4 separate regions of the Homo sapiens genome follow, and regions 1, 2 and 3 are each linked to region 4. The links are chromatin loops, found by intact Hi-C in ENCODE. Cell type or tissue: PC-9. All regions are shown on one strand. Region 1 overlaps FHIP1A (FHF complex subunit HOOK interacting protein 1A). Region 2 overlaps FHIP1A (FHF complex subunit HOOK interacting protein 1A). Region 3 overlaps FHIP1A (FHF complex subunit HOOK interacting protein 1A). Region 4 overlaps FHIP1A (FHF complex subunit HOOK interacting protein 1A).

Region 1 (5,000 bases), 50 kb before region 4:
AGGAATCATTCATCTAGTCATGAATTCATGAATTCATCCTGAACTTTTGATGATCTGCTGTGTGCCAGGCACTGTTCTAGGTGCTGAGAATATAGTTGTGAACAAAGCAAGCAAGGTTCCTATTCTCATTGGGTGAGTGAGGAAGAGACAGACAATAAATATGTAAGCAGGAAAAGACCTGCTCTTCAGAGAATTAAAGTCAGATGGTCTGCAGAGAGTGACTGGGTGGCTGTATTAGATTGCAAAAATTAGTTAAGACTTGGTCTTTGCTCTGGAGGAGATGGACTTGTAACTCCAGTGTGATTCCATTTGTGCAGTGATCAATGTATGAACAAAGTGTGCTGGGTAAATCCAACTGTGGAGAGCCTTGCATATCCTCATGAGGAAACTGAGGGATGACTAGGCACTGTGCTGACAGGATCAGAAGTGTGTTTAGGATGGTAAGGTTGAAGCAGTCAGAAGTCTAGGCTAGACAGGAGAGAGATTGATAAGATGTGATGATTACTCTCTGGAATTACAGCCCTAGTCAAGTGCAGGGGGAGGGAGAGAGGAGGAAGTGCTTACTTTTTGCTGAGAGGACTAGAAAGTGCTTCCTGGGTGAGGTACCATTTAAACCTGGTCTTTTAACATGCAGAGATGAAGGGAAGGGTATTGTATGGTTGTATTACTAATGAGCAAAAATGGAAAGATACAGCTTATTTTGGGAGTAGTTAGACTTTTGGCAAGTTCAAGTGTGTGTGTGAGGGAGAAAGCCTTTCGGGTTAGGCCTGAAATACCAGCTTGCTTCAGGTGAGCAGAGGAAATGCGATGAAGGTTTTTGACTAAACTGACACAGTCACAGCCTTAGGAATATTATTCTTACAGCAGTATATAAGATAAGTTGGAATGGGGAGAGAGGTGGCTGAGAGAGTATTGAGGAGGCTACTGTGAAGGCCCGTAGGTAATGGCGTTCTGATCTAGGATGGTGACCCTGGGGCTAGAGAAAATGTGATGGGTCCCTGTGGAGGTAGGAATAGTAAGGCAGTCTACTGATGAGATGTGGAAAGTTAGGGAGAAGAAGGGGAAGAGTGTGACTCCAGGAATGTAAGCCCAGATGACTGGGAAGATGGGATTTCTGTGACAAACTTGGGATGGCAGAAAAAAAATAGATTTAGGAGGACAGACTACTTAGATTAGTTTGAAACTTGCGGAGTTAATGGCGCTGGTGAGACATTGAAGTATGAGTATCAGATAAATAAATGAAAATGGGATTTTAGCTCTGAGTTAGAAGAGGTGTTAACTAAGGGCATGGGAGTGGAGGCTGTGAGATAGATGACGGTGGCCAGGAACTTGCTCAAAGAGAGAAGGGAGGTGAGGTGGAAACTTAGAAACATCACAGTTTTGGCTATTTTTATTTTTGTTTTTGTACTTCACTGCTGATAATCTCTGAATCAAACTACACTATTAGACTCGTAGCCCTTTAGAATCTCTTGCTCAATCTACTATGTCTCTTGAAAAATTGCATGCCTGGGCCATATTATCTTGATTCTATTGCAAAGTTCAGATTTAATTAGGGACAGCATATAAAACAGCTCTATGCCCTTTTTTGCTATAGGGATGCTGTTGGGAGATTTTTCCGTCATATCTTTCAGTGTTTCGAAGAGCAACTTTTTCATAGTAAGTGATAGGAAAGAACTTTGCTTCCCTGAAGAAGTGCAAATGTTTGTTCCCGATGGAAAATTATATAACTAATCATGTTTACGTTTTCACCTTTGCTGCTATAAAGCACAAAATCAAATTCCCTGTTGAACTGTAGTTACTGTGTAAGACTTCATGGTCTCCATTTTGAATTCTATTCCATTTTCTTTTATCCTGGCCACATTCTTCATTTACTACCCTAATTTATACTCTTTGGCTGTAAGTCCTAGTTTTCTTTTTTAACATATGCATTTCTCATAAGCTATCTCAAATTCTTTGTAGGATTAGATGGGAATTAATAAATAATGTCACTATGTTACTTACTATATGAATGAGATATTCTTAGACTGTTATAGATCAGTATATAAATATAAGGACTCAGCATATTCTAAATTTACATATTTTTTCTTTTCTATGAAACTTTTCTTTGATAGCTTTAGGCAAGTGGTACATATAATCACAGAGTGTAAAACTATGTGAAAAATGATATAACAGGGAGAGCCAAATTCAGGAGTAAATATTTTCACATTGACTCCAGTTAACTCTGCCTCTTGGTCAATTATTCATTCCCAGGTGTATGAATCATTGCAGTAAGAATTGGATTTTTTTTCCCCAGTCATTCATAAATGTTACCAGTTGGCTCATTTGGAAACTTGGAGTTTATATTATTAGTGACATGGGACTAATCATTGGAATTTGAGCTGATCTAATCTGGTAATGATTTTAGTTCCAATCAGTGTATGCAGATCTTGCCTCAGAACACTGTGTAGTATTAGTTGGTTGTTTACTATTGAGTAATGAGTAGGTCACTGGTTAGGTAAAAAGAATTGACCTCCTACTGCCAATCATTCCTTGATTCTGTTGTCTAAGAAAATATCTTTTCTTTTTCACACTATGCAAGGAAACCCTTGCTCTTGGTGGCCAGATGAGGAATTGGACTCCTTTATGACACACATCTTTTAAAAAAATTGATATGTAATAGTTTTAGGTATTTTGGGGGTAATGTGATATTTTGATACATGCATACAATATATAATGATTAAATTGGAGTAATTGGGATATTTATAACCTCAAACATTTATCTTTTCTTTATGTTGGGAACATTCCAATTCTTCTAGTCTTGCTATTTTGAACTATACAATACATTGTTGCTAACTATAGTCCTATAGTCACCTTACTGTGCTGTGGAACACTGGAACTTACTCCTTTTAGCTAACTATTTTCCTACTCATTAACCAACTTCTCTTCATTCTCTCCTCCCTCCACCCTCTCTCAGCCTCTGGTAACTACGAATCAACTCTCTACCTCATGAGATTCACTTTTTAAGCTCCCACCTGAGTGAGAACATGTGGTATATAAATCTTATAAATAAAAATCTTTTAAATTAAAATTATCAAATAATTAAAGGGGTATCTGTGATGACTGGATTTGCCCTATTTAACCTCCAGTAAAAAATTTTCCTAAACCTGCGTTGGTATAAATCTAAATGGGTTTGGGTGTGGTGGTTCACACCTGTAATCCCAGCACTTTGGGAGGCTGAGGCGGCTGGATCACCTGAGGTCAGGAGTTCAGGACCAGCCTGGCCAACATGGGGAAACCCCATCTCTACTAAAAATACAAAAATTAGCCAGGTGTGGTGGCACATGCCTATAATCCCAGCTACTCGGGAGGCTGAAGCAGGAGAATCGCTTGAACCCAGGAGGCTGAGGTTACAGTGAGCCGAGATTGTGCCATTGCACTCCAGCCTGGGTGACAGAGTGAAACTCTGTGTCAAAAAAAAAAAAAAAAAAAATTCTAAATGGTATAAAAAATCTTTGTAGAATCATATGAATATCAAGTAAGATTTTTTGGAATTTTGTTTTAAAAATAGTAATTCCTAGCTGTAAATCACTTTTGTTTGTTTCAGACTGATGACCTATTTTCCATTTTTATGGAATATCAAAATGATGACATCACAATGCTTTTGTGATTTAATTTGTATAAGAAAAAAGTTATTTAGTTCAGTTAAATGACACATTGATGTTTACTTATTTAGATCCTATCTGTATTTTATTCCCCAAAAAGAAATGCAGCTATCTTAAATATGGCAGCGACGCTTCAGTATCTTCTCTGGAAGCTGCAGGTATGGACCTGACTAACATGGCTGAGCCAATCCCTGCTCTTCTGCCTGGTGTTCATGTTACATTTCTTGGTTTTCATTAGAGTTTCTCAGCCCCACTCAACCTTAGCACTGTTCATTGTAAAACAAACAAAAACGTAGGGGTTTTTATTACATTAAATAGAATCTTTTATCAGGAACCACAGGATAAATTTCATTCTGACTCAGTACCAAAATAGTTCTTTCTTTGAGCAACTGGTTTATTTTTACCCTGTGGACACTGAATCTTAAAACAGATCGTGTTTCTGTCTGCATGTTGGCTGCAGCAAAGCTTAGAGTCCCTCTAAGCTGAACATCTACAACACTTCTCTTCTGGCTCTCATTCTACCTTGTGGCTACAGTTACTGGTACGCATATCTTATCCTACTCGTTTAAAAGTTGCTTGAAGACCAGGATTCTACTGTGGTCATCCCTCGGTATCTGTGAGGAACTGGTTCCAGGACTTTTCCAGTTTTAAACTTGACAAAGTGTCATCTTTGTCTCAAATCACCCTCTCAGTTCTTAGGAAGTGGAAGAATATAAACCTGTGCTAGTCTAAATCTAAATGGTGTAAGAAATCTTTGTAGAATCATATGAATATCAAATAAGATTTTTTTTGGAATTTTGTTTTAAAAATAGTAATTCTAACATCCAGTAGAAATACCAGCATCCAGTAGTAATACCAACATCCATGGGATGTTCAAGCCCCTGATATAAAATGACATAGTATTTGCATATAACCTACACATGTCTTACCATGTATTTTGAATAATCTCCAGATTACTTATAATACCTAATACAATCTAAATACTATGCAAATAGTTGTTATACTGTCTTGTTTAGGGAATAATGGCAAGTAAAAAAGTCTGCATATGTTCAGTACAGACATGAATATTTTGAATATTTTTTATCCTTGATTAGTTGAATCCGTGGATGTGGAACTCATGGATATGGATATGGAGGGTTGAGTGTAGTACTCTTTATATTCTTTACAGTGCTATAATATTGGCCTGCATATGTTTTGCATGCAAAATAATGGCTGAATTGAGTATTAGTAAGCCATTCAAAACCGTGGTGATCATGTTAAGGAGAAAGATATATGTATATAGTATGCCAGTGAAGCTTTTGAAATCCGCTGGGGGTTCTAGGGATTGTGTGTTTGAAAATATAGCATAATGAAATGAGA
Region 2 (5,000 bases), 120 kb after region 4:
TCACCAAATCAGGCTTATTATTACATGAATTTATACAGAGTCAGGGTGTGCAGTGGAAGAGCATTAGACTGTGAGTAAGAGATCTGGGTTCTAGTCCTGGCTCTTTTGTTTACTACTGCTGTGTGAACTTGTGCAAAGCTTCCAACCTCCTTGAGTCACATTTTATATTAGTCCATTTTCACGCTGCTGATAAAGACATACCTGAGACTGGGAAGAAAAAGAAGTTTAATGGACTCACAGTTTTACATGGGTGGGGAGGCCTCACAATCATGGTGGAAGGCAAGCAGGAGCAAGTTACATCTTACATGGATGGCGGCAGGCATAGAGAGAGAGCTTGTGCAGGGAAACTCCTATTTATAAAACCATCAGATCTCATGAGACTTATTCAATGTCACCAGAACAGCATGGGAAAGACCCGCCCCCATGATTCATTTACCTCCCACTGTGTCCTTCCCACGACATGTGGGAATTGTGGGAGCTACAATTCAAGATGAGATTTGGGCAAATCATATCACATTTCCATAGCTGTACAATGAGGATAGTAGACCTCCTCTTTCCTCCTTACAGGGTATGAAAATCAAATATAAGTGTGTTCTGAAAAATCATATACTGTTATATGCAAAGGTATTATCATAACTATTGCAGGACAGATTCTGCCATCTCATATGCAGTAAAAGGATAATATTGTTTGTTCAAAGACCATTTAGTCAGTGTGCACCAGGTGCAAAGTACTGCCAGACTCCATGGGGAAATGAAGGTGGCTGAAAAACTCTGTCATCTCCATGGAGTTTATAATCTGGGACCCAGGAGACTGACATGTTAATTTAAGCAAGAAAAACTAAGTGCTGTGACAGAGAAAGTAGCCAGGGCAGGTGGGGAGGGAGAGAGTGACATTGTGCCGAACCTTGAAGGTGAGCAGGTAGGGAGGGCGTGGAGGAGTGTGTTTGGATGAAAGTACGCCAGGAGAGCTGTGATGTCCAAAAGAGGTGAGGGACCACGAGGACTGAGAAAAGACCCTAATGTGATTTGTAAGGCAGGTGAACATTGATATCCATAGTAAGCAGTGCAGAGGGAGTCAGATAAGGGGCTCAGGAACCATCTGGTGGTGACAAAATAATGCCGCTTAGTGTGGACTGGCATTCTGGGTAGTGTGGTGATGAACAGAAGAAAACAGGCAGGGGATTCAAGAGAAGGGAAAGGTGTGGAGAAAAAGACAGACACAAGTGATTCAAGATTTAAGAGATAAGGGATTGTCCTGCTTTCTAGCTATAAAACCTTTCTACACTACCTAAAAGAGATGACTGCTTCTCCCTTAAGGACTATACCCAGCTTTTTCCTCACCAGGCTAATAAATGCACTTAGCATTTGCTTAAAAATATTGGGATTGTGGCCAGTCGCGGTGGCTCACGCCTGTAATCCCAGCACTTTGGGAGGCCAAGGTGGGTGGATCACGAGGTCGGGAGTTAGAGACCAGCCTGGCCAATATGGTGAAACCTTGTTTCTACTAAAAAATACAAAAAACTAGCCAGGTGTGGTGGCATGTGCCTGTAGTCCCAGCTACTCAGGAGGCTGAGGCAGGAGAATTGTTTGAACCTGGGAGGTGGAGGTTGCGGTGAGCCAAAATCGCACCACTGCACTCCAGCCTGGGCAACAGAGCGAGACTCCGTCTGAAAAAAAAAAAAAGAGAGATTGTAAAGAATCGCTTTATTAACAACCCCTGGGGCTTCTGACTCCCTGGACCCGGGTTTCCTCTTTTCCCCCTTTGATGCCACACTCTGAACTCTCTTAGTTCTCCTTAGGGTCTGTCTGCTCTGCTGACTGGATGTTGTCTTTCCCTAAATGTGGGCATGCCTCAGGGACTATTCCTGCACTGATTGACCCTCATGATTGCTATCCTTGCTCTGCACAGATGGCCTAAAAAGCTCTGGGGCTGAGTATTTGACCACTGGCTAGATCTCTTCATCTCAATGACCTGTTGCTTCCTCAAACTTAAAATGTCAGGAGGCAAACTCATAATGTCTTTCTCCCGAGGCTAGCTTAATTCATCCTCTGCATACCTTCTTTTTGTGAATAATATCACTTTTCCCACTTACCTGGCATAGAACTCTTAATCATCCTTGAATTTTTTCTCTTAATCTTCCCAAATATAGTGCCAACCTTTTCCTGCAAGGTTCTTGAGTCTGTTTTTTTGTTTCTTCTCCCAATAGTGTCACTCTGGGTCTTCATCTCCACATATCTTGACCAGGGTTAGTTTTCACTTATGGTCTCATTACTGCAACTTCTTTCTTCAGATTATCTCACACAAAACTGCTGGATTAAATTTTCTAAACACATCATCCTTCCTCTGAAACCTTAAGTGGCTCCACTTCCTACAATGTTCTTGGTCTACATGCTGTGTCACAGCCCTGACTCCGTACCATTCTCATTCTTGGTTCAAGGCCTCTCTCCTATACTCAGTCCGTTTTCTCTGCTTGGAACATTCTCTTCCTTCCTCCTCTGTGGTCAAGAGTTACTCTTTCTTCAAAGACCAGCCTAAATCCCACAGCCTCCTGCAGCTGTCCCTTACATTGGAGGTTCTAGTCTTCTCTGTTCCCTAGAGTTGGCAGCTCTCGGTGCCCATGTTATTCTGAGCACGTGCTCCTTTCTATTGTTAGGTGATTTTGCATTTGACCCTGCTTCCCTGCTCTTTCCTGAAACCCCTGGAAGGGCCTGCATCTGTGGTTCCCAAACAGTGCACCAAGGAGCCCTGGGGCTTTTCAATTAATTCACAGGGGTACTAGGAGATATTTTCAGTTTGTGAGGGAAACACAGTGACATCTGTTGGACACCACATGAACTAACAGCTCAAAATAATTTGCAGTTTTGGCATGAAATCATATTCATTACTTTCAATTTGGTCTTACCAATTTAAAAATGAATTTTTGGGCCGGGCATGGTGGCTCACGCCTGTAATCCCAGCACTTCGGGAGACTGAGGAGGGCACATCACCTGAGGTCAGAAGTTTGAGACCAGCTTGGCCAACACAGTGAAACCTTGTCTCTACTAAAGATACAAAAATTAGCTGGGCATGGTGGTGGGCGCCTGTAGACCCAGCTACTCAGGAGGCTGCAGCAGGAGAATTGCTTGAACCCAGGAGGCAGAGGTTGCAGTGAGCTGAGATCGCGCCACTGTACTCCAGCCTGGGTGACAGAGTGAGACTCCATCTCAAAAAAAAAAAATACTAATAATAATAATAAATAAATAAAAATGAGTTTTTGTTGGGTTCTGTGTTTAAGAACAAGTATCATACAAAAATTGATGTGAAACAGGAAATGAGGTTTGTAGCAGACAAAAACAAGTGAAGCAGTCTAATTGGTTTTGTCATTAGCTTGGGAAAATCTCCATCCAGATATGTTGTTTCAGGATCCTGGGCTGGTGGGAGACCCGTAGAGAGTTGGCAGTTGCAGCCAAAGATGGCTTCAGTGCTTGTCCTGGATCTGGCAGGATTAGAAAGAGGGGACTGTTAGGTTGTTTGGATGGGAAAAGGTTGTATAAGTAGCACCTCAGGCTCAGTCATATTATTTCTGTCAAATGTCTTGTGAACTAGGGTAGGGTAGTCTTTTGTTTAGTGGGTTGTTTTGCTCCTTTTTAAAAAGAGATTGTTACCAAATTATGGCAAAAGTTTGGGACTATCTCTGGTGGATAGAGGTAGAGACATCGAGGTGAATGTGCTGAAGTAAGAGGTAGATGGAAGGGAAGATAATTACATACCATCCCTTCTGCAGGCAGCTCACAGGCATTCGCAATGATAACTGTGACCACAAAGAAAGCCTGCACCTTTGGTTTATGCAAAGAGCAGCCAGCTGTGTTTCATTCAACAAATTATTCCATTCAAGAGCACTTGGAAAGACAGAAGCAAAAAGTCTACCAGAAAAACTGATTTTTCCACCATCTCTTCTGTGCTGAAACCATGCTTGAACAACATACATGGGTAGAATAATTTCAGCCATTTCCTTAAAGGCATGTGTGCTGGGTTCATATAAGCCGCCGTGGAGCCCATTTGTTTTACAAGCTTGTCTTCCAAACATGCACATACGTATTCATGATCTGCATCCTGCAAGCTCAATAATTCATGGCTTATTGACTTAGGTTGATGGATGGAAGTTTTTTGGGGACTAGAGAAGTAAAGATGGAAATTTTGAGAGGCTGAGAGCAGCCACACTTGTGAGTTGCCCACTTGCTGTAAGTGTGTATGTGGGCGGGCAGGCTGGAACTCCGGTAGAGCCCAGTTTGGCTCTTACTGGCTAGGCATATTTTGGACTTTTATGCCCAGTGAAAATAGTGACTGAAGATTTTAAGAGCAATTAAGTACCATCTTCAAATTATTATCACCATTATAAAATATTAACGGGCTATAATTGGGTGCTGAGTTTGCAGGAGGAATACACTGATCGCTTATGTCATAGTGAGGAGTGGGCAGGACAGCATGCTGTTCAACCATGATTTAATTTCATTTCTCCTGTCCGTTCTTCCTCATGCCTCTCTAGTCTGGGAGATAGTAGCGGGGGTTCTGGAGTAGGAGAAGGGTAGACACAAGTCCTCTTACTTGTTCTCTGGCAGACTTCCCGTTGGATTTTTGGATGCTTCAGCAGGTCTCTGCTCTTTGTCACTTGTCATCTGTGCCACTTCCTGAGGAAAAACGTCTTGAAGTTTTATGCCTGGTTTCCTATAATGCTGTGGAATTTCACTGATCATGTCATTCCTTTCAGTGGAAAATGGGAAGAAGGAATCAAAAGCATGGAATGTAAGATGCCACCTTGGCTTTGGAATTTTTAGATTTTGTTTTTTAAATTTGGTGGTTCTTTGCTAAATCTTTTGTAGCTTCCCTTGACTTAGTTGAGCCCCAAACGAGGCACCATCTCTGGGGTGAACCAAACTAAAAGATACAGAGGAATACTTTTTTTGATATCTGCATTTCATATTTCTACTTATATATTTCAATAATTTGCAGAAAACCCCAC
Region 3 (5,000 bases), 66 kb before region 4:
GAGGTCATAACAGCAAAAGGTGCTGAGCTTTTAGGTAAGGTTCACCTCATTTCCTCACATTTCAGGTTCTTTTTGGTTTTAATGTTTTCCCCAAGAGAAGATAGTAATTGGTAACAGCTATAAAAATACTCTGCAGCTGTTGGTTGAGCTGCTAATTAGCTTTTATGGAGCATAGTGTTTTTTTTTTTTTAACATTTTCCTAAGAACATTATTTTAGGACATGCCATTAAGGAGTTCAGAAAATCCACTAGGTTTTGCAGAATGCAGAGTGTATTTTAGCTCTTCTCCTTAAATTGTTAAAGTTTACCTCTGTTGAAATATTAGTCATGGGTCCATTTTAGGATCTTTTGGCTTGTAGAAAGTTCTAGGAACTGATTTCCCTCTGTGTGTGGAAAATGTGAAATAAGATACTTTGGCTAAATTTCATGACTCAGGCTCATTGAGGTGGGAACATTTCAGGAATTCCTGTGGCAAAGTTTTTACTGAATGTCTAAAAGAGTTGATTAATATTTTTATTTAGTCCAAGCTTTTTTTCATAACCATTTCATTAGAGGAGTGTGTCTTATTCCTCAAAATGAATATCTTCTATTTTGTTTGTGTTCATGGAACTTTTATTTGGATTCCATTCATTTTAGGTTGATTTTCTTTATAATATACTAGAATGAGTATAGAAAAATATGTTTACAAATGTAATTTCTATACACACATACATACCCCCTATATTTATATATGCACATATGTATTGTACACATTTGTGTATTTATGCCTAAGTATATAGTGATATAAGGAATGTTTTAAAAGTATGATCTTCTTCAGGTCATTTAATAGAAAACTTTGTACATCCTCAAAATAAGGATGATGTCTCCATATTTATTTATTAGAAAAAATGTTTCTTGATTTTCTTGGTATAAAAATTTTTCTTAATAAAATAAGAATTTCTTAGGACACGGGAAACTTATAGTTTGTATATATTCATATTTTGATCTTTTCTGTGGGAAAATACAACATGTCTAATGTATTATCCTTTTTTTTTTGAAGCAGGGTCTCACTCTGTCATCCAGGCTGGAGTGCACTAGTGCAATTTGGGCTCATTGCAGCCTCAGCTTCCTAGGCTCAAGCGAATCTCCCACCTCAGTCTCCTGAGTATCTGGGACTACAGGTGCATGCCACCATGCCTGGCTAATTTTTGTATTTTTTTGTAGAGACAAGGTTTTGGCATGTTGCTCAGGCTGGTCTTAAACTCCCCGGCCCAAGAGATTCCCCTGTCTTGGCCTCCCAAAGTGCTAGTGTTACCAGTGGAGGGTGTGCAGGTTCTTGGTGCTTTGAACAAAGAATTGGACTAAATGCACAAACAAAGCAAGGAAAGAATGAAGCAACAAAGGCAGAGATTTATTGAAAGCGAAAGCACACTTCACAGGGTGGGAGCAGGCCCGAGCAAGCAGCTCATGGGCCTGGTTTCAGAATTTTCTGGGGTTTCAATGCCCTCTAGAGGCTTCCCATTGGTTACTTGATATACACCCTATGTAAATGAAGTAGTGGCCCAAGATCTGTCTGATTGGTTGCAGAAAGCGACCAAGCACCAAGCAGAGGCTAAAGTGAAGTTACAGAGTTACACCCTATGCAAACATCTGATTGGTTGTGGAAAGTGACCAATCAGAGGCTGAAGTGAAGTTACAAAATTATATTTCTATGCAAAGGAAGACTTGGCTTGTGACCAGCCTGATTGGTTTTGGGAGGGGACCAATCCGAGGTACTTTCAGATTTTTATCTGTCATGCGGAACAAGGAGATGGGGGTTGCAAAGGGAATAGCCTCTGGTCCTTTTGTTACTTGGGTGTGGAAAGTTGGGGTTTTCCTTTTGATTTAGTTCTAGGAAGTCAGCATGAATCAGCCTTAGGTTCCCTGCCTCCAGACCCTGTTCTTCTGCCTCAGTAGGATTACAGGTGTGAACCACCACACCTGACCATGTATTAGTCTTGATTATTGCTTATTCTCTAACACTAAGTCACTATTTGATAAGTTGAATTTTTAAATCTCTCTAATTTGTGTATACTACAAAACATTTGTACTTTTGGCTTATTTTAAGCAAGATGTTGTAGTTTAACTGCTTGTAAAAAATCTGCCAGGCCCAATGGCTCATGCCTGTAATCCTGGGCATTTTGGCAGGCAGAGGTAGGAAGATTGCTTGAGGCCAGAAGTTTGACACCAGCCTGGGAGACATAGTGAGACCCGTCTTAACAGCAATAACAACAAAAAATTAGGCGGTATGGTGTCTCACCCCAGGAGTCCCAGCTACTTGGGAGGCTGAGGCAGGAGGATCACTTCAGCTCAGGAGTTTGAGGCTGCAGTGACACAGGATGATGTCACTGCATTCCAGCCTTGGTGACAGAGTAGGAACCTATCTCTAAAAAAAAAAAAAAAAAAAAAAACAAGAGAAACTCTGACAACATGAATTCATTGACTTTGATCTGTTTCAGGAAACACCAACTGACTTGATATTTACCTACTGATTAAACTTAATGGTTAATGTTAATTTCTTATCAGCTTGATTAAGTTTGACCTCTGAATTTTCTCCTTATACTTCTTCACAGTGTTTAGGACCTTGCATGTCCTATTTGAAAAGTACACCCTGGAGTTGCTATAGATAGTAAGAACCAGCTTGCAACAATTGGAGAGTGTTTTTTTTGTCCTTAAAGTAATTCTGCCTCTTGATTATGTCTTAGGATTGGTTTCACAGAGAAGTGGTCATTCCTTCACAGTGAATCACAAAATGAGTAGTTTTGACAGGATTTCCTGACTCAGTCTGGCTAACTCAACCTGCTGTTCTGAGTTTCTGTCAATATTGGCATGCCAGGAGCAAACTCTTGACTTGGTTGTCTTGGGTATACAGATAATTCCTAAATCCATACCCTCATTGCTGACCTTTGGACCATAGGCTTGTTTCTAACCAGTTCCTGCTGGATAGGTCTATGTTTAGATCCTGACATCAAAGTAAACCATAAGGAGTTGAGAGTAACTCTGCATCTTAATTGCCTACCAGAGCACCTTATATTGAATAGAATCCTATAAATGTTTGTTGTTAATGATCTGCCTCTTATTATTATATGGCCAATTATAATATTTTTCATTTTGTTTCTCTTTCCAGTTTTTCTTGCTCTAATCTATTTTCATTCCATAGTCAATTGATTTTCCAAACTATAGCTGTGCTCATGTCACCTATCATGGTCTCTGTTGCCTACTGGGTAATGACTCAACTCAAGGCGTGATGGTTAATTAATTTTATGTATCAACTTGCCTGGGCCACAGGGTGTCCAGGTATTTAGTTAAACATTCTGGGTATGTCTGTGAGAGGATTTCTGGATGAGATTAACATTAGAATTGGTAAACTCAGTAAAGCAGACTGCCCTCCCCAGTGTGGATGGGTCTTATTCAGTCTATTGAAGGCTTCAGTAGTACAAAAAGACTGAGTAAGGGAGAATTCACTCTCCTCTCTCTCTCTCTGTTTGACTGTTTTCAACCTGGGACATTGGTCTTCTCCTGCCTTCAGATTCAGACTCAAACTATAACTTATGTTATTGTCTCTCTTGGGTCTCCAGCTTGCTGACTGCAGATCTTGAGACTTCTTGGCCTCTATAATTGCGTAAGCCACTTCCTTATAATAAGTCTCTTTATAAACACACACATACATCTCCTACTGGTTCTGTTTCTCTGGAGAACCATTGGCTGATTCTCAGGGCATTTATGATCTGGTGCTCTGTGCAAATCCTTTGCTTTGACTGCCATGCTGGTCTGTTCCTCATTCTTTTTTTTTTTTTTTTTTTTTTTTTTTTTTTTTTATTATACTCTAAGTTTTAGGGTACATGTGCACATTGTGCAGGCTAGTTACATATGTATACATGTGCCATGCTGGTGCGCTGCACCCACTAATGTGTCATCTAGCATTAGGTATATCTCCCAATGCTATCCCTCCCCCCTCCCCCGACCCCACCACAGTCCCCAGAGTGTGATATTCCCCTTCCTGTGTCCATGTGATCTCATTGTTCAATTCCCACCTATGAGTGAGAATATGCGGTGTTTGGTTTTTTGTTCTTGCGATAGTTTACTGAGAATGATGGTTTCCAATTTCATCCATGTCCCTACAAAGGATATGAACTCATCATTTTTTATGGCTGCATAGTATTCCATGGTGTATATGTGCCACATTTTCTTAATCCAGTCTATCATTGTTGGACATTTGGGTTGGTTCCAAGTCTTTGCTATTGTGAATAGTGCCGCAATAAACATACGTGTGCATGTGTCTTTATAGCAGCATGATTTATAGTCCTTTGGGTATATACCCAGTAATGGGATGGCTGGGTCAAATGGTATTTCTAGTTCTAGATCCCTGAGGAATCGCCACACTGACTTCCACAATGGTTGAACTAGTTTACAGTCCCACCAACAGTGTAAAAGTGTTCCTATTTCTCCGCATCCTCTCCAGCACCTGTTGTTTCCTGACTTTTTAATGATTGCCATTCTAACTGGTGTGAGATGATATCTCATAGTGGTTTTGATTTGCATTTCTCTGATGGCCAGTGATGATGAGCATTTCTTCATGTGTTTTTTGGCTGCATAAATGTCTTCTTTTGAGAAGTGTCTGTTCCTCATTCTTGAACACACCCTACCTCTTCCTTTTTCCCCATCTTTGTTGAGACCAGTCCTTCCTCTTTCCAGTTATTTTAGTGATGTGCATTCTTCCAAGCCTAGTTCAGAGCTGTGTCCTCCATAAAATCTTTCTTGGCTGTCTTTTCCTGTAGTAGTTTCCTGGCACCTGAATCTCCATACTGAAATTTTAGGAATTTAGTCATTTGCTGCCATCCAGTGTTATCTTTTATACATTTGTCCTTCTTCCCAATTAGATTATAAACTCCTTTAGGACTGGAGCCTAACTCTGTATTTCCACATCCCTCCACTGTTCCTAGTGTTGCTTTTCTTTTGCTTAGTAGGTTGCCAGTGAGTGAT
Region 4 (5,000 bases):
TATCTAGAGAGGTCAAAGTTACTCAGAAATATTTGGGAATGTGTACATTTTTTGAAATTGTTTATAAAAAGTTTTTTGTGCTCCTTTCTTTGCTATTTTATATTATGCTATCATTATTATCTTAATATGATACTGTTGACCCATGGATATGGATTTATTTTCACACTTTTTTTCACTCCCAAAAGAAGCATATAATTGTTTGACATCTCTTATAAGATGGAAGAATCCTTTTCTATTTTCTGTTACCCAGCAGGAGTTTCTCATTTTTGGCTAGCATTCAGATTTCTAAATAAAGATTTGCTTTTTGCTTATTTATTTATTTTTTTATGGTGAAGACAAATGCACACTGGGAGAACCCACTCAGTGTACAACATGTAGTGGTAAATGCGAGCGGAGAAAAAATAGAGATACTCAGATTGGATTTTGCAGTTTATTAATTATTATTTTTATTCCTCTTCATAGATTTTTAAAGTCTTCTTCTAGGGGTTTCCAGCAGAGCCAAATGTTAGAAAAATCTTTCCGCTCCTCTGAAGAGTGAAGTGAGCAAATACAACCCAGCAGTAGGTTATTGAAGACAGCAGCCCCAGGTAATGTCTTCTTTTCTCATTATTATTGACATGTGTTCAGTAATGCTCAATAATATGTTATACTTTTTTTTTTTTAAAGCAAGTCTACTTGAACTTACACATCCATGTGAACATTATCTTGTTTAAAATGTCTTAGGGAGAGGCTGTACTCTATCCTCTATGTGAAGCATTTAAAAAATCTTTTCTTAAGAACTGCATCTTGACCCTCTGGTAGCATTCTTCTAAGCATCCTGTTTTCTCTAGTGGCAAATATCAACCTTGTAAGGATATACTTAGGAAATAGTCTAAACTCATTTAGAACTTGGGTGATGATCATACCTGGGGTTCTCTAATTTTGATCAAAACCAAGAAGGAGCAATAACATAAGGAAACCAATTTTTCTTTTTGTAATTTGAAGACTCATACACTGTATTGAAAATAAATTCTACGAAGTGACTGAGTTTCAAGCAATGGTAGTATTGTTAAAATAATTGTTCAGGCTTCATAATTTACAGAGGCATGTACTATTTATTTGACTATAAATGTTGATATTCTTTCTTATTAAAATCAATAAGTCAATCTGTTAGTATTGTAGAAGAGTTCCTATGTTAATCAGAAACTTCCTTATTAGATATACCTCTAATGCTTTATAATTTGCCTCTATAAATGATCTTCTTGTGGGGGTGGGGGGGTGTTTTGCAATATTTCCCAAAGTGTTACTAGAGTGCTTGCTAAAAAAACACATTAAAAATTTCATATTAGTAGGCCTGAAACTAGTGTATCAAAATCAGAATCAGAATGGTAGGGGCAGGACTTGGGAATCTGCATATTGCAAGTGAATGTCAACAGAGATTGACACTCTGGTCCAGTAAAATCAGACCTCTACCTAGGATCTTTGTAGTTTAAAAAATTTAGTGCAACTTATTGTGTAGACACAAAACAGCTATTTATGATTGTGTGCTTTTCTGGGAAGAGTAGGGGGAAGGGAGGCTTAGGGAAAGATTTGTTAAAGGATCCAAAATTATAGCTAGATAGGAGAAATAAGTTCTTCTGTTCTATACCATGGTAGGATGACTATAGTTAACTATCTAGCTGTAATTTTGTATCCTTTAAGAAATCTCTCCCTAACCTTCCCTTCCCCCTAGTCTTCCAAGTCTATCATTTTAGAGACAGTTTAAGATACGGAACAGAAAAGCTGATAATCATAAATAGCAGTTTTATGTCCACGTAGGACTTCTTATGAAGTTCTGTTTCTAATTAAGGTATTTCAGGAACAAAGTGGTATTGCATAAATTTGGAGCTCATTTTAGACTAAGATTTAATAATTGTTAATAGGCATTGAGCCTGTGTTTAAGTTTTATGTTAGCATTTGTTGGGTAATGACTTCTTAAATTCGGGATTTGACTCTGATGAACTCTGAGTTTTGGTCTTAAGTTTGGAATGTGTGTGTGTATCCTCTGTTACAGGGCTTTTCCCAGTTAACTCCAACCAATGAGAGCTCCTCTGATGTTTTAGGGAGCTTTAATTTCAAGGTCCTTAGCAGAATGAACATTCTTATGATAAAGAATTAGCCACTCATGAATCCTGGGGATAACCTATAGTCGTTTACAACCATTCACCTGTCTGTAGAGCAGAAGTTGTTTGGAACATGTTCTTGCCTCTTAGCTCTAGAAAGCAGCATGAGTGATAGAATGATATTTATACTGGTTTGGAAAAGGTCAGAAACCAAATATTGTTGCCTTAGACGTGAGGTTATTTTGAGTTGTGCAGGAGACTTTGGGAGTGGGGTGTGAAGAGTACAAAAACAAATATATGTAAAAGGGAAGGCCTGGCAAGGATACTAAGAAGGTAGAGGGAGTAGCTTAGGTGGTTGTAGGACTGACTTGGATAATGAAAGGATGTAACACTTGGGTGTATTGGTTTCTTCCGAGGAAATGATGGTGGATACTAAAGGTAGCATAACAAGGACCACCCAAGTGGAAAATGGGTTTGAAGATGGACTCTGAAAGCTTGAAGACAGTATGATGCAAAATGTGTATGATAGTCCTCAGGAGAGGCTGTCAGTAGAATTCATCTGTTATGAAATTTGGTTGTGTTCTCAGAACAGTGAGACAAATAGCAGGTGGATAGAGGCAATTACAGATATTCTGAGCTGTTGAGATAATTGTATATTTGAATATGCTATTTCAGGGTTAAAAGTCGTCTACATGAGAAAAGAAGAGCAGTTATGGCAGCATTAGAAGGCTCTCCTTTCTAATGTAATGCCAGGAATGTCTGAGTCATGCAGAATTGGGGTGGTGAGTGAGGAATGTTTCTCTGTGGCTTCCCTGGCTTTGTGTGGGGAGCCAGTGGGAAGCCATTTTCAAAAGTGGTTTTGAATAAAAATCTAGCCCCAAAACTGTTTTAGTAAATAACACAAAAATATACCTAAAAAGTGACTTGTTAGGGTCAAATAATCAAACCACCTACATAATGCTGTAAATCTGAAATTTGTTCATTTTGCACATATCTTTTCATAATTTTATCAATTTTTAAATTATAATCTGTGCCTTCTTTTGTAAATTTAGTCTTTTTAATTAATTCATCCATTTTGGTCTCTTCACATATTCTATGACCCTTATAATTTCTTTCGAGCATAGTTTGGATCTTTTCCAGTTTTTTTTTTTTTTTTTTTTGTCTGTTCTAATTGACCAGAATGGCTTAAAATAAATATGTATAATTTATGTTTGGTCGTGTTTTCCATTTCATTTTTAACATCATTTCTGAAATACCCTTGTCTTGGTCTTTAAGTGTATAGTGCCACACTGAACTGATGTACTCAGAGAAAAGTCTCTAACAACTCTAGTCTAGACTAGAGGTTCTCAAAGTGCGGTCCCCAGATGAACAGTGCAAACTTCACCTGGGAACTTGTTGGAAATGTAAATTCTTGGACTGAATCAGAAGCCCAGAGGGTGGAGCTCAGAGTTTTTTTTTTTTTTTTTGAGACAAATCCTCACTCTGGTTGCCCAGACTAGAGTGCAGTGGCACATTCTTGGCTCACTGAAGCTTTGACCTCCCGGGCTCAAACAATCCTCCCACCTCAGCTTCCTGAGTAGCTGGTATGACAGGCACCTGCCACCATGCCTGGCTAATTTTTTTATTTTTTGTAGAGACGGGTTTCACCATGTTGCCCCACCTTCTTGAACTCCTGAGTTCAAGCAATCTGCCCGCCTTAGCCTCCCAAAGTGTGGGGATTACAGGCGTGGGCCACTGTGCCTGGCTGAGGTTTATATTTAACAAGCCCTCTAGGTCAGCAGTCTCCAACCTTTTGGCACCAAGGACTGGTTTTGTGGAAGACAATTTTTCCATGGATGACGGGGATGGCGTGGCTTGAGAATGAAACTGTTCCATCTGAGATCATCAGGCGTTAGTTAGATTCTCATAAGGAGTGTGCAACCTAGATCCCTCACATGTGCATTTCACGATAAGGTTTGCGCTTCTATGAGAATCTAATGCCACTGCTGATCTAACAGGAGGTGGAGCTCAGGAAGTAAAGCTCACCCACTGCTTACCTCCTGCTTGGTGGCTTGGTTCCTAACAGGCCAGAGACTGGTACCAGTCTGGGTCTCAGAGGTTGGGGACCCCCTGCTCTAGGTGATTCTGATATGTGCTATTGTGCAAGCCATTTATTTTTTCTTGTCCTTGGTCTCCTGAGCAGATACATTACGGGTTCTCAAACTGTGTGCACATGAATCATCTGGTAAGCTTATTTTAGACATTTCAAGAAGCAGAGAATTTTTCCTGACCACATACCAGGAGATTTTGATTCAATACGTCTTGGATAACTCAGTTTATGTGCATTTTAACGAGCTCTCCAAAGTAGTTCTCATATCTATGATCTGGATTAAATGGATGTCTCTCACTTTCTTCAAGCCCAAAATTGATGTGATTTTAAATGGCTCTTTGGGTTTAGTAACTGAAAACTTGGGGCCAGAAATTTATTTGTAAAATGCAGTTTGGATTATTTTTTGCTGAAGTCAGATTATGTTCTGATTTCTTTCCTTGAAAAATATTTTCTTGCCGGGCGTGGTGGCTCATGTCTGTAATCCCAGCACTTTGGGAGGTCGAGGCGGGCGGATCGCCTGAGGTCGGGAGTTCGAGACCAGCCTGACCAACATGATGAAACCCCATCTTTACTAAAAATACAAAAATTAGCCGGGTGTGGTGTCAGGCACCTGTAATCCCAAGCTACTCGGGAGGCTGAGGCAGGAGAATCACTTGAACCTGGGAGGTAGAGGTTGCAGTGAGCCGAGACTGCGCCACTGCACTCCAGCCTAGGCAACAAGAGCAAAACTCCATTTAAAAAAAAAAAAAAGAAAAATATTTTCTTGCTTACTATATAATATTTTTCTGAGGCTTCTCCTTCTTGTTAAGGAAAAGAGCCTTTGGCCCTTA

What was found. Peaks named below come from ENCODE experiments on the same cell type or tissue, not always from the same donor. Only the 100,000 strongest peaks of a DNase experiment are listed, where the experiment ranks them.
Region 1: it touches region 4 in a loop (8-fold over the local background); 3 of 110 quality-filtered maps call a loop at or near these places.
Region 2: a loop joins it to region 4, with 16 times the contacts of the local background. A loop is called at or near these places in 3 of 110 quality-filtered maps.
Region 3: it touches region 4 in a loop (6-fold over the local background); 3 of 110 quality-filtered maps call a loop at or near these places.

What each region holds. Positions count from the first base shown.
Region 1 is chr4:151,432,336-151,437,335 of GRCh38, forward strand. The region is part of intron 1 of FHIP1A (FHF complex subunit HOOK interacting protein 1A); the gene reads left to right. Among named protein-coding and RNA genes, the nearest start is that of FHIP1A, 26 kb to the left of the region's middle. In PC-9, no CTCF peak of the experiment used is centred here; a DNase peak (open chromatin) is centred at 2,316; H3K27ac peaks cover 2,037 bases.
Region 2 is chr4:151,601,643-151,606,642 of GRCh38, forward strand. All of the region lies in intron 7 of FHIP1A (FHF complex subunit HOOK interacting protein 1A), which reads left to right. Among named protein-coding and RNA genes, the nearest start is that of GATB, 160 kb to the right of the region's middle. In PC-9, a CTCF peak has its summit at 2,800 (motif pointing left); no DNase peak of the experiment used is centred here.
Region 3 is chr4:151,415,768-151,420,767 of GRCh38, forward strand. All of the region lies in intron 1 of FHIP1A (FHF complex subunit HOOK interacting protein 1A), which reads left to right. Among named protein-coding and RNA genes, the nearest start is that of FHIP1A, 9.1 kb to the left of the region's middle. In PC-9, no CTCF peak of the experiment used is centred here; DNase peaks (open chromatin) are centred at 404, 2,414 and 2,764; H3K27ac peaks cover 3,587 bases.
Region 4 is chr4:151,482,062-151,487,061 of GRCh38, forward strand. It overlaps FHIP1A (FHF complex subunit HOOK interacting protein 1A), which reads left to right. Exons shown (of 14, transcript NM_001109977.3): 3 at 463-587. Among named protein-coding and RNA genes, the nearest start is that of FHIP1A, 75 kb to the left of the region's middle. RefSeq lists enhancers at 1,849-2,505, 2,506-3,161, 3,261-3,960, 3,961-4,659. In PC-9, no CTCF peak of the experiment used is centred here; a DNase peak (open chromatin) is centred at 2,840; H3K27ac peaks cover 1,312 bases.